Regions from separate parts of the Homo sapiens genome. Here region 1 is linked to region 2. Evidence: chromatin contacts called from ENCODE Hi-C or POLR2A ChIA-PET data. All regions are on one chromosome and are shown on one strand. The core of a region is the stretch at or near the end of the contact, and the rest is flanking DNA. Distances in the headings are between cores, read along the strand shown.

The links. A loop is a pair of places that touch in the nucleus more often than their neighbours do. ChIA-PET counts read pairs that join two places held with the same protein, here RNA polymerase II (POLR2A). Pooled maps may share reads with other maps.
Region 1: a map of psoas muscle shows a loop between it and region 2 (2.4-fold over the local background). The contact joins two enhancer-like sites. A Hi-C loop is called at or near these places in 6 of 168 maps with a recorded cell type or tissue (Right ventricle myocardium inferior, chondrocyte, endothelial cell of hepatic sinusoid and 2 more) and 3 of 50 pooled maps. POLR2A ChIA-PET finds 5 or more read pairs at or near these places in 2 of 52 experiments (AG04449 and WTC11).

What each region holds. Positions count from the first base shown.
Region 1 is chr3:25,571,692-25,574,840 of GRCh38, reverse strand. All of the region lies in intron 4 of RARB (retinoic acid receptor beta), which reads right to left. Among named protein-coding and RNA genes, the nearest start is that of TOP2B, 92 kb to the left of the region's middle. RefSeq lists enhancers at 856-1,383, 1,384-1,912. Within about 2 kb of position 1,725, at least 5 of the 41 ENCODE cell types and tissues checked have a DNase peak (open chromatin) inside an H3K27ac peak, as active enhancers do.
Region 2 is chr3:25,507,835-25,510,958 of GRCh38, reverse strand. The region is part of intron 3 of RARB (retinoic acid receptor beta); the gene reads right to left. Among named protein-coding and RNA genes, the nearest start is that of RARB, 81 kb to the right of the region's middle. Within about 2 kb of position 1,823, at least 5 of the 41 ENCODE cell types and tissues checked have a DNase peak (open chromatin) inside an H3K27ac peak, as active enhancers do.

The sequences.
Region 1 (3,149 bases), core at 476-2,975, 64 kb before region 2:
TCTGGTTGATGGCAAATGTTAGTTTCCAAAAAGCGCACCGAGTCCACCCATGACAAGTGCTCAAAACAGCCTTCCTTTTCTATGGTATGTCTCCTGGAAAGTCTTTCGTGGTTAATAATTCTGTTTGTGGTCATTTTTCTGAGCAGGTTAAGGGCTTCTTAAATCTTCATAGTTCATATTCACAAGCCCCTCGGAGGACAGCTTACCTCCCGCCAGGCCCCACCTGGTGATGAGCGGCCCGCACACGGCAGAGCAGTGGGAGGCCGGGAGCAGAGGCGGCCCGGAGCAGACAGCACGAGCTGGGGGTGGGGGCTACACCACCTGGAAATCTGTCCCACTGTCACACCCACGCTAGTTTACAGAACCTGGGCATGTGGCTCGAAAAAATGACAAGACATTTATGATGGGGTGGAGAGGAGGAGAGCTGCACATTCGGCACGACTCCTCTGTGCCGGAAACTGTGCAAGGCGCTCCATATATTTTTCTCATGGAACCCTCCAGGCAGGAGGTGGATGTTTTTAAAACTCCCATTATACAGATGAAGGAGCTGAGGTGCAAATGATGATGTAACTTTCCAAAGTCACATGACTCCTAAGTAGCAGGGATAAGAGTTGAGCTTGAATTTATGAGGCCCTAAAGCCCAAATGATACTCACTAGGGTTCACCCTAAGGAAGCGGAGAACACGTCCTCAGAGCGAGGATGTTACCTCTGGTTCAGTCCTGATTCTATTTTGGAAAGCTCATCTATAAATAGCTTCTCTCCTGCTTTCCACCTTTCCACAGGGAATCCACCCTCTCTCCTTTTATGGCGGCGGAGGGTCATTGGGTAGAAACCTTCCCAGGGATACTAGCTCTGAAGATTGTGGGTGAGTGCCCTGCCCTGGCCTGAGGTGGGGGTGGTGGGGATATGTTTCTGCCTCTTCCAGCCATTCCTGCGGTCTCCGGGGACCCAACCATTTGTCCCAAATCCACCCTAATTAGGGAAGAAAAAGGAACTACTCTTTCAAAGATCTGTAGATGCGCAGTTGGCTGCCTTTCTTATTCCTCTCTGCCCACTAATTCCAAAGGCATCTGACAGGGATGCCACTCTGGTGAAGATGACAGGAAGTTTCCTGCCGTGGAAGCAACTGCCTGTCTAAAAAAAGCTCTTTTTAAAAATGCTCAACTCCGAACTAAGAGCTTGCAGAGAATGTGTTATGGCTGCTGTTATTTATTTATACCACCGACTTCCAGAAAGGATTTTAAGTGGCTCACAATAAAAACACAGCTAGATCTGGGGAGAGATAGTACAAATGAAGAGCACGGTCAGCTGCGAGACTGGCTCAGAGCGCCCTCCACCCCGCGGTGGGCAGCAGGCCTCCGGAAGGATGCCCAGTAGTGAAGGGCCACGCTCTAGAGATAAAATCGTGTTTCTGTTTTTCTGCCTGACTGGGAGGTACAAGAAGTCTCCACAATGTGTTTAGGAGGGTGGGCCCCAGTTGAGGACTGGGGGTGACTCACCCCCATATTGGGGTGGATAGGAAAGGGCCCTGGAGGCCTGCAGGGAAGCCTCTCTCTCTTAGGCCAGAAGCCGAGGCTGAGACTAGAATTGGAATGCACGATAGTTTATGTGGGAGGAGATCCCAGGAAGCACTGGAAGAACAGAGTGGGCAGGGAAGGAAGGCGGCCAGCGGAGATCATCACTGTGGGCAGTCAGAGCTCGATCTAGTTGGGAAACTCTGGGACGTGGTTTAGAGGATACCTAAGAGTATCCTGCCCAACGAATAAGGAAGCTGGGGGGGTTTATCTCTCCACGTTCTGCTCATCAGTGGTGAGGGACCGCTCGCAGGAGTGGCAATGCCTCACATGTGAGCCATCCTGTAGGAATCCCGGTCACACCAGGGCGCATGTTCCAGGAGCGGCAAATGCTGTACGTTGTGTTTGTCCTGCCCTCCTCCAGGTTAGAGTGGGAGCTGTTTCACCTGATTACTAGGTGAGTCAGGGTCTGGGGATTGACTTGGCTATGCTAAGATACCACCTGGAGGAGGCGGAGGGGGACCCTGATGTAGCAGTTACTGGCCCTAGGTATTGCCATATAAAGTCGCTCACCTCATGACCTGGATCAAAAGTCTCCTCTTTCAGGAAGACCTCCCCACTCTCATCTCTTTTCCTCTGACTTTCTTGGAGCTACAAGATTGATTTATTCCTGGGTCACAGCTCTCTCCTCCTAGCTAGATGCCGCCAATGGCCCCAGCTTCCATTCTCCCTTTTTGGCAACCCTCTCAAGGGATTCTGTGTATAGTATACTGGTTAAAAGAGCTGCCCTGGAGTCAGACTGTTTAGGTTCAAGTCTCACCTCTGACCACTTGTTGACTAAGAGACAAGGGGAAAGTTATCGAGCCTTTCTGTACCTGGCTTTTGCATCTGTAATATGAGGGCAACGAAACCCAAATCACAGAGTCCTCATAAGGAATAAAAGAATTAGTATACTTATAGTACTTAGCATGGTCCCTAGTACATAGTAAATGCTCAATAAATATGAGATGTAATAATGATTACAATGATAATAATAAAGATTTTTGACCACAACCATCAATTACTGTTCATTATTTACAGACTCCTCAAGTGGCACTCAAGACTCCGCCAGGCTTTTCCCATTCTCACTTCCCACTTGCTCTCAACTCAACACAGTCCACCATTGCACAGCACCTGTTTTCTCTCATCTTCTCTTTTCGCCCCTTCCCACTGTGCCAGCCTGAGTTCCCTCATTTCTTAGGTCAAGACGCCCTCACCTTGATACACAGCTCAATACAGGGCCTGAAATGCCACTGAATGGTTGGCAATTAGTAAGTATTTCTAAAAGAAATAAATGGCATACTTTCAGGTATTGGTTATTCATCATGTTACTTTTCTGTATTGTCAGATGCACCCAGCATGGGGGCCAGGTCTCTGGAGGGTCAGTTAGTATCCAGTAGAAGGTACGTGTCTGGATGATGTTTCTGCCACTCCACTGCTGGGTAGATATTTTTGGGTTCCATCACAGCAGCTTTTCATAAATTGTCTCATTTCATCCTCCCAACTATTTCACATTATTCCCATTTAGAGATGGGAAAACTGAGGCTGAGAGACGTTAGGTAATTTGTTCACCGTCATGGGGCTGATGGTGGCTG
Region 2 (3,124 bases), core at 574-3,073:
TAAGAAAATTTGCAGACATCTGAAATAAATACATTTCAGTCCTACCTAGGGATTGTTGCCATCTGTTAAAAAGACAGATTAGCAGAGATTCAAGAAATATTAATTAAGGCTGTATTGGCATCAAACTGAGATTTTTCTCATTGGTAATAAAAAGACAATAAATATTGGAAAGGAAAATCTTTATCATTAAATGAGTTCATACTGTCTTATGCCAAGTTCAATATTCCCTAAAATTATATTTCATATCACAGTGTGCAGTTTACACTTAGGGAAATACTGCATTAAACTAGTATACACGTTAAATCAAACCACATAATTATAGATTTTTTTTTTGAGACAGGGTCTTGCTGTGTTGCCCAGGCTGGAGTGCAGTGGCTCGATCTTGGCCCAATGCAGCCTCTGCCTCCTGGGTTCATGTAATTCTTGTGCCTCAGCCTCCAGAGTAGCTGGGATTACAGAGGCTCACCACCATGCCCGGCTAATTTTTTTGTATTTTTAGTAGAGACAGGGTTTCACTGTGTTGCCCAGGCTGGTCTCAAACTCCTGACCTCAAGTGATCTACCCACCTCAGCCTCCCAAAGTGCTGGGATTACAGGTGTGGGCCACTGTGCCCGGCCTGTAATTATAGAATATTTGATGTGGGAGCGAATACAGGTGAAGATACTGAAAACCGTGTAGCTTTAAATATGTGCAAGAACTTCATTGTTTAGAGAAGCAAAGGGTAGTTGAAAGGATGCTGGGAATTAGAATTAAGACCCATGGGTGTATACCAGCTGTGTGACCTCAGGCAGGTCTCTTACCCTCTCTCAATCTCAGGAAACTGAATCAGAATATGATTCCTGTCCTATCTGCTGCATGGGATAACCTGAAGTCTTGGGGCTGTTGCCATTAGTAAAGCCCCTCATGACCATGAACTACCACAGCACCACTGATATCCTCCCCAGCTTTCCTCTCAGGTGGCTAACAGCAAAAGCAGTCTTGCTGAGGAGGCCACAGGGTGGACAGGAGTTGGTTGGGAGAAGGGACATGACGGATCTGGAGGAAGGCAGGCCACAGAGTCCCAAATAAGGCAGAGGAGAGATGGAAGGTGCCAGATGAGCAAAGAAAGGCAGCTGCTGGGAGGACGGGGAAGGGGAAGGGCAACTTTGTCTCTGTGGCGATTTAGCTTGGGCTCAGCACTGCTGGAAGACCCTGATGGCCTCACCTTGAGCTGACTGAGGAAGGAAGGGGGCCAGGCGTCCTTTCTAACACCCCAGTTCAGTTTTCTCCATGGAGTTGGGTTCCAGGATACCAGGATACTCTCCCATTCTCTGATTACACATGTCTCGGCATCTCTGGGCAAATGAGCCACCTGGCTCCCGGTTTAAGTAGCCAAGAAAGGTGGATATTTATTTTAGAAACCATGCTTGCAAACTTTATTTTTAAGGCTGTGACATAATATTTGGAGCTGCACTTCTAAGCTGTGGTGTTCTAAACAATTCAAAATGAATAGAGTCTCTACTTTTAACTTTTCTCCTGAAGTATAATCAAGGCTGTAGCTATAATAAAACACAGCTGTGGCAGCAGCAACAGCGGCAACCAAACTGTGTCACCAAAAGAAGCAGTAGCAGACAACCACTCTCATTCGGCACTTACTATGTGCCAAGCACGGTGCTAAATGCATTACCCCATGAGTCCAATCCACAAAACAATCCTGCAACATTTCTGTGATAATCTCCACGCAATGGGTTAGTTCATTTCACGTGAAGCAAAATTTTGCCATGTGCCCAAGTTGAGATAGCTAGAGGCGAGGGCTGCATTTGACCTCAGCTCAGGCTAACTTCAAAGCCCTTTGTTCTTTGCCCTGTGCTGTTCTATTGTGTAATGGAAATTTCTCATTTTTCTAAGGTGAGAATGTACTGAGTGTCCCCTCTCCAGGAGACAGGCAGTGGGGAGAAATATATTAGTAAAGCTGAAGGAATTTTAATACTTCCTTTTCAGTCTGAGTGTTAATGGGCTTTGAGTCCCACAGTGGCACTGACATCACCGGGCTGCTGGTACCCAAACATAATTTTTTTTTTTTTTAAATCTCCTAAACAGATGCAGGCAAATATTCATATTTGGCAAGTAGAAAGGGGCAGCAGATTTTTATTTTCCAGCTTCTAGGACATTTTTAGGTATAAAAGTAGGAAGTTTCCAGCCTTTCACTTACTTTTGGGGGGCTCTTCAGGGATTTGTGTGCCACAGAGCAAGAAGAGAAGGTGGGGGTTAATGGTAGTTTCTGGTGAACAGAACAAAATGATCACAGTGAACCCTGGAAGCAAAGTAACAGGCTGGGATCTAACACGGGAACAAATGAAGAAATAAACTAAAATTAGAAAGACATTAAGTGCCCTGATGATGATTTTTATGTAATTTCCCAACTACACAGTGCAACCTACAATATGAATTTCCCTGTTATTAAGCCAGTAAAATCCAGCAGTAGAACCAATGAGCACATCAATATAATTTGTGCACAAGCAAAGGTGATTCTAACTGAGGTTAAGTGCCTTTAGTCCAAAAGGTTTGTTTTAATCTAAGTTTAACAGTAAAGGGGAAATGAGAGAAACACAGAGCAACAAAATCCTCCCACAGAAGTATCTAAGTGTCCATACAAAGCACATTCATTCCATCCAATCGACCCATGGGGACGTTCATGTCTAAAGTATAAATTGGAATTTAGAGACTTTATGAAAAGCTGTTTTTAAGCTCAATATGCCCCAAATGAGAAGGTGTCAATGAGTGCTTAGGGACTTTTAAATTCAGAGATTATTCAATTGCTCTATTCTACAAATACACTTATGAAACTGTCATAGGAAAAAAATGCTGTGAAATAAACATTAAAAAGCATTCTCAAACAAAATCAAAGACATGTTTTGCCCATCACTCAAGGGCATGGGCACATAAACATAACCTCAAAGAGCAATACAAAGAGGCTCCCTGTGTGAATTCACGGCCAGTGGTTTTCAGAAAGAAAGGAGCTGGAATGAGGGGGTGGCAGCAACAGTACCTTCCATGGTGTTTCTGTTACAGACACAGGGTAGGGGCACCCAGTCTTGGAGGAGGCCAATGACCCATGGGAACCTAGCCTAACCTCAGGGGCATC